Regions from separate parts of the Mus musculus genome. Here region 1 is linked to region 2. A link is a contact called in ENCODE Hi-C or POLR2A ChIA-PET data. All regions are on one chromosome and are shown on one strand. The core of a region is the stretch at or near the end of the contact, and the rest is flanking DNA. Distances in the headings are between cores, read along the strand shown. Region 1 holds the start of Emx2 (empty spiracles homeobox 2). Region 2 holds the start of Pdzd8 (PDZ domain containing 8).

Evidence for each region. Hi-C counts contacts between places; a loop is a spot of excess contacts on that map. ChIA-PET counts read pairs that join two places held with the same protein, here RNA polymerase II (POLR2A).
Region 1: a map of Patski shows a loop between it and region 2 (2.5-fold over the local background). The contact joins the promoter of Emx2 here to the promoter of Pdzd8 in region 2. A Hi-C loop is called at or near these places in 1 of 37 maps with a recorded cell type or tissue (Patski). POLR2A ChIA-PET finds 5 or more read pairs at or near these places in 1 of 5 experiments (Patski).

Annotation. Positions count from the first base shown.
Region 1 is chr19:59,457,241-59,462,901 of GRCm38, forward strand. Emx2 (empty spiracles homeobox 2) reads left to right here and starts at 1,450. Exons shown (of 3, transcript NM_010132.2): 1 at 1,450-2,384; 2 at 4,422-4,606. The coding sequence starts at 1,976. It also overlaps Emx2os.
Region 2 is chr19:59,341,441-59,347,038 of GRCm38, forward strand. Pdzd8 (PDZ domain containing 8) reads right to left here and starts at 4,340. Exons shown (of 5, transcript NM_001033222.3): 1 at 3,279-4,340. The coding sequence starts at 4,147.

The sequences.
Region 1 (5,661 bases), core at 200-2,699, 110 kb after region 2:
TTTTATCCCTCTTAGGATAAATGGCTTCGACCTGGGAGTAACAGATTTAAAGGACGCCAGAAAAAAATTATCATTAATTGTAAAATACCTGCTGGTACTTCACTTTAGAAGAATGTAATTGGCAAAGGGTGTGTGTGTGGGGGGGGGGAGGCGGCTGATGAATAGATAATAGATCTTTAACCACCAATAAACAGAGAGCAGCGCCAGCAGGCTGGGGGGATGTGATCATAATTATGCCTCAGCGTGAGCCAATGGGGACGAGAGAAGTCGGCCCTAAAATCATCCCAAAACCGAAGGCAAGCTCGAAAATGCGGACAGGGCCTAGGACCGGAGACACAATCCTAAGTGCCAGGTTGCGAAACCTGGATTTGTAGAGCAACCCAGCCCTGGGACAACAGATGTCAGAATAAAAATAGGTACAGTAATAATAGCAATAATGGGAACAGTGTCAACGCCACTAAGGACAATGGAACGATAACACAGTCATAACTTCAGCTTCTGACCTAGGACCCAAGACTCCTTTCCCAAATAACCCCACATTTCCCAGAAAGAGCTGTTTTGGGGACAGAAGTGACCACCCTCCAGAAAGGATAAGCAGAAACTCTTGGGTGCAAGCTGGAAGTCCACTGCCACGGTACAGGCGCAGCTGGCCCCTCAGGTTTGAACTTAAAAAAACGAACCAGCCGGGTCAAAGACTGCAAACGCGTGGACCCTGGAACCTCGAAGCTACGCTTGGTTGGAGGGGTGGGAGGACCCCCCCCCTCGAGCGCCTAGGAAACCTCGGGAGTTTTGCTGGGGGTGGGGATTGGTAGGAGTGAAGCGGGTTAGCCCTTGCCCGGAACCAGTCCCCGCCCGCTTACCCTCGCCGGGCGCCCGAAGCCATCTCAGTGACCCGGGCGCGGGCCTCCAGGGGACAACCGCAGCGGAGCTTAGGGTGTGAAGAAATCTGCGTGTCCGTCCGTGATTCAGTCCCATCAGCTCCAGCGCCGCAGGCTTAGGATCCAGGGGTCCGCAGCAAAGGCAGCGCAGCCCCGAGACTCTGCAGGGACCCGGGTGCCCCGGTGGGAGTGGTGTGGGTGCAGTAGGAGGCGGTGGCTGAGGGGGAGGAGGAGGGGGAAAGAGGAGGAGGAGGAAGAGGAGGAGGAGAGGAACGAGGAAGAGGAGGAGAAGAGGGAAGCGGAGGAGGCGAAGGAGGAGGAGAGAAGCCGCAGCGGGCGCCGCAGGAGCGAGGGAGCTAGCCCGGAGCGCAGGGCGAAGACACCAAGAGGTCGGCGGCCGGGCGGGCGGCTGGAGGCACAGCCGGGGCAGTAGCGCCGACTCCGTTCCATTCTGGGCCCGGATCCAGGCCTCCGGGTTCCCAGGCGTTCGCCTCCCTCTGACGCACTTTAAAGAGTCTCCCCCCTTCCACCTCAGGGCGAGTAATAGCGACCAATCATCAAGCCATTTACCAGGCTTCGGAGGAAGCTGTTTATGTGATCCCCGCACTAATTAGGCTCATGAACTAACAAATCGTTTGCACTACTAGTGAAGAAGCGAACACTTCCATGGATTGTCCTTGGACTTAGGGCGCCCTGCCCGCCTTTTGCAAAGGAGAGAAAACTTTTTTTTTGCCTCCCCGAAAACCCCCTCCCTGCCTCTAACTCCAATCTCCCCCCCCCCCACGCCACCTCGCTCAAAAAAATATTACCCCAATCCACGCCTGCAAATTCTTCTGGAAGGATTTTCCCCCCTCTCTCCAGGTTGGGCGCGTTTGGTGCAAGATTCTCGGGATCTTCGGCTTTGCCTCTCCTCCCCCTCCCCCTCCTTTCCTTTTTCCTTTCCTTTCTTCCTTCCTTCCTTTCCTTACCCCCACCCCCACCCCAAACAAACGAGTCCCCCATTCTCCTCGGTCCTCGCCGCGGGCAGCGGGCGGCGGAGGCAGCGCGCCGCGGTCGCCGGGAGCAGGGAGCCCAGCGCGCCCGCTCCTCGGCGCAGCATGTTTCAGCCGGCGCCCAAGCGCTGCTTCACCATCGAGTCGCTGGTGGCCAAGGACAGTCCCCTGCCTGCCTCGCGCTCCGAGGATCCCATCCGTCCCGCGGCACTCAGCTACGCCAATTCCAGTCCCATAAATCCGTTCCTCAACGGCTTCCACTCGGCCGCCGCCGCCGCCGCCGCCGGCAGGGGCGTCTACTCCAACCCGGACTTGGTGTTCGCCGAGGCGGTCTCGCACCCGCCCAACCCCGCCGTGCCGGTGCACCCGGTGCCGCCGCCGCACGCCCTGGCCGCCCACCCCCTGCCCTCCTCGCATTCGCCACACCCCCTCTTCGCCTCGCAGCAGCGGGACCCGTCCACCTTCTACCCCTGGCTCATCCACCGCTACCGATATCTGGGTCATCGCTTCCAAGGTACGTGCCACGTCGCGGAACTGAAGCACGCCGCTCCGGTCGCCTCCTTCATTGCGCCCGGCCTGCTCCGGGTGGGCGCTCCTCGAGGCCTGGACGGGCGGAGGTCAGCCCGGGTTCTTGGTTCTGAAACTGGGCAGCTAGGGGCCCGAGAGGCTTTGGTCCCCAGTCTCTGAAGCTCGTTTGGGTTACTGGCTTGCCCACTCCTTGACCCTTTGTAAAAGGGTGCAAACGAGGTGTCCCGTGGTTCGGGCCGGGGTCGGGCTGGCTGGGACACGATGCTGGGCGACGAAGCCCGCTGTCAAGAAGCTCTGAGCCCGCGAGGTCTTTGAATCCTGTTTCCCTGGACCGTGTTCCCGGCCGGTCTATCACTCAGGGACTCGGACAGGGCCACATGGCCAGGTTCACTGGACTTCAACTCTGCTCTACACTCACTCTATGTCCCCCCAGCCCAGACCCGCAACTTCTAGGTCTTCAACCCCTTTAAGGAGACAAGGAGACCTTGGAAACCTCAGAGCAAACTGTTTCCTTCCTCCTGCTCTGGAGGCCCAGGGAGGGGCGGGAAGAGAGCGAATAGAAACCTCCACAGCTCCACTAGTTCTCTCAGCGACCTGTTTAACCCGGGCACCCGCTGGACGTGGCGGGAAGTCGGGTTCCGTTTGGTCTTTGGTTGCTGATTTTTGTTTTTGTTTTTGTTCTTCCTGAGAGAAAGAAAGAAAGAAAGAAATTAAGAAAGAAATTTAAGAAAAGAAAAGAGAAAATCCAGTCGAGAGAAGGCCCGACAAGGGAAGATCTGTTTGGATATCTTCATTTTTTTCCCCGATTTAGTAATTTTGTATGCTTCTGGGTTGGGGTTGGTAAGAAAGTTAAAACTTTAGGAAAAGGGTTCGAATTAGTTTGCCGACTGCAGTCCATAAAAGACCTACCTCCGCCGGGCGCGATCGATAACGACGGGCTTTTCCATTCAATAACACTTCGCATTCCTGTCAGTCTAGACTCGGGTGTATGCCAGCTCGCCATTTTATATATTTATATATTATTTTAAAACACCCCAACAAAACAAACAAATAAACAAAAACCCAAACCAAAGTAAAACACCTTTTCCCTTAGCTCAGCACTGAATTTGCCTTCACTCCCGCTGAGACTACCGGCTGTTTTTGGGTGGTGGTGGTGGTAAATACATTCACTTCCTTTAATACGGGAAGCCAAAATACCCAAGCCTAGCTTTCAAAGTTTAGAGCTCAGCTTCCCCATTCTTTGCCAGTCCCATTCTTGGTCGCCTGGCCATATCACGGACAGCTTGGATCTTCGCCCGACCATCTCGGCGAGTACCCTCAACTCGATCCCCGCGAGGCTCCAGTCCCTTCACTCTCCTCTCCTAGCTCTCTGCAACCAGGGACCTCTAGAACCGGGTACTCTGGAAGCAACGGCCTTAGACACTGGGCATACTTGCCTCGAGATTTCTGTCCCGGCCCGGCTGCAACGTCTCAACCGATCTCTGCAATTTCTCAGAGAGATAGCAAGACAAAACTAGAAACCAAACAAACAAAAAAATTCTTGAATAAATTTCCGCGAGAAAACACGACGTCATTTTTACGCTTAATTTTAAATTTTAAAATAGGCTAGAAAGTAGGGAATTACTACCACTATTTCTTCTACTGCTACAACTTATTATTGTTATTATTATTATATGGTGGGCACCAATCCTCGAGCCCGGGTTCTGTTGTCCTGTTATCTGCCCTCGACACACAGAGTGGAGGTATCTAGGCTTGAGGTACTAAGGCAGTTAGGGAACCGGCAAAGGTCAGGAGCCTGAGGACTGCCACCTTAGAGACCATTGCTCTTTAGCTACCGCCCAGGTTTGGAGCCCTGGGGCCTGGGTCTGACGACTGGGCCGGTGTCCTTTTCAAAAGCTTAGAGAGGGTCTGGCGCTGCGGACTAGGCAGAGACCTAGGAAGCTATGCCCAGCCCGGCTCCAGAGAAGCCGGCGACACTTGCCTGGGAGGCCCCCTAATGGTACTTCTGCTCTGCCCCCTGCAGGGAACGACACAAGTCCCGAGAGTTTCCTTTTGCACAACGCTCTGGCCAGAAAGCCAAAGCGGATTCGAACCGCCTTCTCGCCGTCCCAGCTTTTAAGGCTAGAGCACGCTTTTGAGAAGAACCATTACGTGGTGGGAGCGGAAAGGAAGCAGCTGGCTCACAGTCTCAGTCTTACGGAAACTCAGGTGAGTGTGGCCCAGCAGCCAGGGCCAGGCCACACTACATCCAGACCCAGGCAGCCAGCACCCAGCACTCCAGCCAGCGCCCAGCACTCCGACCAGCGCCGAGTTCTGGATCAGTAACTCTCCAGGTGCTCAGCTTTGTTAGGGCAATATGAGATTCACTGACAGGCTAGCTTTTCTCCGCTGGTCAGGCCCCTGCAACTCCAAAGTTTTGAGAGAATCACGGAGATTCAGCTGGGGTCCGAGATATGGTTAATTGCAGCAGGGTGTTCTGGTGATTGGGCTCAAGGCTGGAGAGAGCCGAGAGTGGTTTAGATAAGAGTTCTGAAAGACTCCAGGGCTCACCCGATTACTCCTCTTAAGGGAATGCCTGGGAATCTGAAGCCGGAGGCCAGGCAAGCTGGGCGATCCTGAAAACTAGACGGTTTGCAGAGAGGGCTAGCCTTGAGGGACACATTCTTTCTGCATAGCGGGGTTGGAGGGGCGGAGGGCCTGGCTTAGGTTAGTCCCAAGGTGGTTAGGGAGTTTAGGTCTACAGTAGGCGCTACTGTACTCTCAGTCGCGAGGCAGGGTCAAAGTTCCCAGTAAACAGTTACGTTTGTAGGCAGAGTATAGCAACTTTTTTTCCCCCCTGAGAAGCTCACATTGAGGGTTTTGTTTGTTTGTTTGTTTGTTTTTAAAAAGTTCCTTCTTCACGAAAAAAAAAAAGAACGAATAGGGCCTCTCGCGTTTGCACAGGGTGGGCACAAGGCAAGGCCCACCTGATTTCTCCTGGATAGAGGAGGCAGCGGTTGTCTTTGTCCGCCTCGCTGCCCACACTGCCTGGAGTCTTTGTGTGCGTGTCAAGCCAGGAGCACACTGACACTGGCTTTGGGCAAACGCTGGGGGGGGGGTGCGCGTATGAACTGTCCTCCCCCTTAATTAGTAGACTCAAAGCAAATTAAACTCAGTCTTGTTCCCAGTTCCTACTTTGCTTTTCATGGGGCACTTTGGGGGGACAGGAGCATTGGGGAGAACAAGTGAGACCCCGTGGCAGTCTTAAAGGTGAGAGTGGAGTG
Region 2 (5,598 bases), core at 3,090-5,589:
ACAGGGGAAGTTGTTGTTGAAATACCCTTTTACAGGAGTCACCTAAGACCACCAGAAAACACAGATATTTGCATTACAATTCATAACAGTAGCAAAATTACACTTATGAATTAGCAATGAAAATAATTTTATGGTTGGGGTCACCACAACACGAGGAACTGTATTAAAAGGTCACAGCCTTAGGAAGTTGAGAACCACTGTTCTAAAAGCAGATACATTAATAAGAATCTCAAATATGTGACTCCTAAACCCAAGCTATCTCTGCCCTGCCACCCTACAACTACTAACCCAGACTTCACAGTGAAGAGAGACTCTCCATGTGCTAGAGATTAGTGATAAAGACTCATTTGGAAGTGTTAAAAATATTTCTACTTTATGCACAATTTTTAAGTACACACTTTAAGGGGAAAAAAGATTAAAACAATGAAGGGGCTGAATAAAGAAACTCCTAACTTCAATACAACAGAGAACATAGTTTCAGCATATTACAATTCATTTTTTTAAAATCCAGTGTTTTGTAAACAGCTGCTTTACTTGGTAAATTTAAGCATCTATCATGAGTCCTTAGGAAGCCTAACTATTTCTAGGTCACAGCCTAGGACCTGGCTAGTTGTAAAAGGCTACTTCGTTTTAGCAATATGACAAAGGAAAACAGGAACTTAGAGAGAGGGGACAACAGTGTTCACCAACAAGACAATTGTTACATAATGATTAAAGCAGCAAAGAGCCCAGAGACTTAGTATAATTTTCTTTTACTATTTTAGCTCTTACTAAGAAGATTAGATGTTCAAATGGATAAACACAATCTGGAGGACTAAAAAAGAAATGTTGAATAGTGTCACACCCAAAGCTTTAGCCTGACAAAAAGCTTTAAAAAATCCTCTTGAAGTTTCCAGGTTAAGTCAGGAAGTTTTATCTCTACAGTTCACTCAGAGTTCTAGGTTAATTTGGACTGTTATAATACTTTGAAAAAAAAAAAAACCATTTAAGAACCAGAAAAAGTTGGGGATGGAAGCACTGTGGTGAAGCTCAGTATTCGGACTGTTTCATCCCCAGTACCATGGGTCACAGTGATGTCAACAATTATCAGGATCAAAGAAGACAACCTCTCCCATTTCCTAGTCTTTTCTGCTTTAGGAACATTTTATATATATATGTGTGTGTGTGTATATATATATATATATACACTAATAATCAAGATAATTAAATGTAGTCATTCTAATGTACTTAAGAGACTTCATTCTGGATTTGGGGTTAAAGGTTTGGGTTGTGTAAAATGTTATTTTTAATTCTAAAAGCTTAAGAAACTTTTTTTGTGTAGTTTTCTTCATCCAATCAGAATAATTTATAAGTTTTTTGCAAACAGGAAAGCAAAAAATTTAAACCAATAAGCATTAACTGGTGGATAATTCCCAGTCCAAAAATAAAAAAGTGAAGTTGAAATAAATTCCTTTAGTTACAAAAAATTAAAAAGGTAGCCTCAATTTTTCACCACTTGACTGCTTGTATGACTTAAGGAGGTTATTTAACTACCATGTGCTTCATTCCTTCAACAATAAAACGGGATTAATACTAGCTACTTTCTCTCTGTGAGAATGATGATATGTCTGAGAGAAGCTATAAAATCCATTCTCTTACCTGAAGTCAGGCCCACACTGTCACTAGTGTAGCAAACCTCTGGAGAAGTGCTGGGCAAACAACACAAGCTATCACTTCCTCAGCCAGTGCTCCCATCCCCACATTTCTAGTTCCGTTTACCAACCCAATAGCAGCTTTCTAGTAATTTCAACCTTCCATCAACTCCACCTGGGTCTAAATGTTATTAAGTAGATAATAATCAATTCTTACTGAACTCTAAACTTTATGAAGGTGAAGGCAATATTTATTTCTGATCAGTATTGAATCCTGAGCACTGAGAAAAGTAAGGAGGATAAAACTACATATTGAGTGATGTACTCTGCAGTGGTTTCTGACTGATCAAGAGTTGTGATTATCAAACTTTGTAACAACTTTTGTTTATGACTTTCTAAGCAACACACTGCTATAAATACATCACTGCTTAAAACCTACAACTCATAATGCAGCCATGTAAAAACAGGTTTCATAAACTACATCTCCTTTACAGAACCAGAAATCCTGCATAGCATATGACCAGTTCACCATCCCCTACAAATCCATGGAAATATGTGCTCCACACAACAGTTCTCTCACCACCCAAAGTTTAAACTGTTGTTTATTCTCAATAAAACATAACTAGTGAAGTACAAGCTCCACAAAGCAAAAATCCATCCCAAATCTACACTACTCCTGCATTATATTGTGCCACAGACTTTGGGGTCTTCAATCTCCACTAAAGAGCAGTAGTAATGTAAGGCAATACTAGACTCATATTTCAGATTAAACAACAAAACCTAAAATGTTCTATGTACTGAACACAAAGTTAAAGGAGGATAGAAAGAGAAGTTGAAGATTTGGTCGTTTTAAAAGAAACAGGAGCCTTTCTACTGCACCAAGCCTTCCAAGTCCCACCTATGAAACCTCTAATCCTCCAAATACTCATTTCCCCTTCCACTTCCAATTCATCAAAAGAAAACTCATGCATTAACTAATCAGAAGTGCATCACATAAAGCCAGATACAGAGGAACTTTAAAAAACTTCAAATCACTGTCTTTAAAATATTACCCACAAGGTGACTTGGAGTATTGGGTTAAGGAACAGCCACCGGGAGTAGACACCTGAGAAGTCTGGGTCTGTTTGTGGTGAGGAGCCTACTTCCCAAGGGCAGATGACAGTTACCCCAAATTCACAGAGAAGACCACCTGGCACCGGACTCAACTCCTCCAAATCACATCCCTCTACAACAACCCGTGCCTCTGCCCGGAGAGCTGCCAAGGCCCGTGCCACACAGAAACACCCGGGATGTGAGCACGCCCTTCAGGTCTGCAATGTGCCCAGGAACAACTTTTCCACGTGGTGCAGGAGATGCTGCAAAGGCAGACACAGCCGCTGCCTTCCGGTTGCAACAACCACACACAAGTGTGTCTCAACAGACCCAGGAGAGGCACTCACTGACTGGCCAGGGACAAGGCGCTCAGGCCTCCAGCTCCCTGTGCTGCCTTGGCAGCACGGGAAGTGCCCACTACCCGCCTTTCTTTGCTTGGGGGCCTCAGTCCAGGTGGAAGCAAACTGCAGGCCAGGGTCGTGCTGGGAATCTGCCTTGGCCCTTCCCTGGCTAACCTCCCCCGGGTAGCCTCGGCTCCCCTGACCCTCCTCTCACCTGATCTTGTAACTGGGCAGGGTGTGCTTGCGCTTGATGATCTTCTTGAGCTGGTTGACGATGATGGAGGTGAGCTGGGGCATGGGCCGCCCCTCGAACTGGGAGCGCACCTCGAAGTCAATCAGCGGGTCCTCCACGAAGGAGAAGAACCAGTGGGTGAAGGGCACGCGGGTGAGGACGAAGCGCAGCCTCCCCACCACGCGAGACAGCTTCACGAACAGGTAGGCGGACTTGCCAAACACCAGGTCCACGTCGATGGCCAGGTGGAAACCGCCGTTGTACTCCACCTCCGCTTCAAAGGCCAGCTCCTCCGGGCAGGTGGCGGGCAGCGCGTCCCCGTCGGGGTCGTCGGGCTCGCCGGTGCCCGAGGCCACCACGGGCCGCACCAGCCGGATGGTCTTGATGAAGGGCACCGTGTCGCCCAGGAACACGTCGCGCAGACTCAGCCCCTCCAGCAGGCGGCCGGCCGTCTTGGTCTGCAGCAGCTCCTCGAACTCCACCTTGATCTTCTTGGTGACCCAGCGGCGGGCGAGCGCGGTGTCCCGCAGCTCCCGGAACAGGAACAGGATGGTGGCGTTGAGGAAGTAGCAGGTCTCCAGCGTCGGCGGGGCCGGGCTGTCGGGGGTCGGGGTCGAGCTGGCGCCGGCCTCGGAGGAGCAAGCAGCGAGCTCCTCGGCGCCGCCGCCATAAAGGTACTCCCTGAGGGGCAGGCCCGGCACCGGCTTAAGGTAGCGGAAGCCGTCGCCCGCGCGGGCCGCTTCGTCCGCCCGCGGCTCGGGCTGTCTGCGGTAGAGTAGCAGGAACTGTGCGAGCAGCGTGAGGAACGAGCCCAGCACGGCCGACGCCAGGATCAGGAGCAGCAGCCCCATCCCGCCGCCCCCGCCGCAACCCTCGGCCTGCTCCCGCGCTCTCCGCGCCGCCCTCCTCCTCACGCCGTCGCCCCCGCCGCCTCCATCTTGAGGACATCGGTCGCGGATGAGCGGCTCCCTGGGCCCGAACCGAGCGTCCGCAGTCCGACGCTGCCTGGCGGCGCCTTAGCCCGCCGCGGCCCCGCGCCTCCTCAGACGCTCCCCCGGGGGCGGCCCGAGCGGCGGACCGGCGGCGGGCGAGGGCGGGAACGGCGCCTCCCCACAGAGCCTGCGCTCATTGGGCGAGCGGCGCGTGACGTCAGAGCGTGCGCGCCCCCGGCGCCGGGCGCCCCGGCGCGCTTGGACGCGGGTCCTTTCCCACCTCTCGGCGCGCTTCCAGCGCCGCTCCCCCCACGCCCCTGCATTCCTGCCGCCGGCGGCGCGGCGATCCGTGCGTCCGTCGTCTCCGGAGGGCGCGAGATAACGGAAGGAGACCTGGATAAGTCGGGCTGACGGGGCCCGGCGCGGCCGTCCGTTATTCCGCGCCCATCCCCCGCGGCGGCCGTGGGTCCTGCCGGATACCTCTGTGGCGACCGCCCAGCATCCCTCAGTGTGTTGCTGCCTCCCCTGCAGGGCAGCGCCGCAGAGAGCCTGAGCACAGGCGGTTGGGACACTGCCCGAGCCGGCCAGAGGACAGACTGCATCAGGGATTGCCATCGCTAGCCCGCACAGACCGGCAGACCTGCATCCGCAGAGAATGGGCCCCGAGAAGGGACCAAGCGGAACCGCGAGAAGGGGACTAACTTTCCTACCTTGGGGATTTCAATTTAAGTGAGAAAGAAGTTTATTTGAGGTCTGGGAGGAGTGGGTGAGCTGAGTGAATTTGCCAGCATATTGGAAGGTGTCTTAGCGACTCCATTCAGATTGTTCACGCCCCCCTCCTCCCTTCTTTCCTCTCTGAGGGCATTATCCGGAGTCCATCCCTCAGGCCATTACTTTTAGTGCCTACCAATTTCACAGAATAACCCGTGGTACCCGTGGCATAGTAAAGAAATTGCTTAGGGGTCACATCGTGGGATCCTAAGTCCTTGGTTTCTACTTGGCATAATAACACGGAGGATGCTGGAGGTTTTTTTTGGGGGGGGGGGTTGTTTGTTTGTTTGTTTTTCGAGACAGGGTTTCTCTGTGTAGCCCTGGCTGTCCTGGAATTCACTGTGTAGACCATGCTGGCCTCGAACTCAGAAATCCACCTGCCTCTGCCTCCCAAGTGCTGAGATTAAAGGCGTATGCCGCCACCGCTCAGCTTAGCTTTTTGGTTTTGAAAATAAAAAATAATAAAAATTTAAAAAGCCGATCAGGGATCAGGTCCCAGTTGCTCCATAAAGGAGAGTTGGAGATGCAGAGACTGGGAAAAGTGGAAGATTTTGCAGAGGGTACCAATAGAGCCAGAAGCCTTTGTGTTCCCTGGCAAC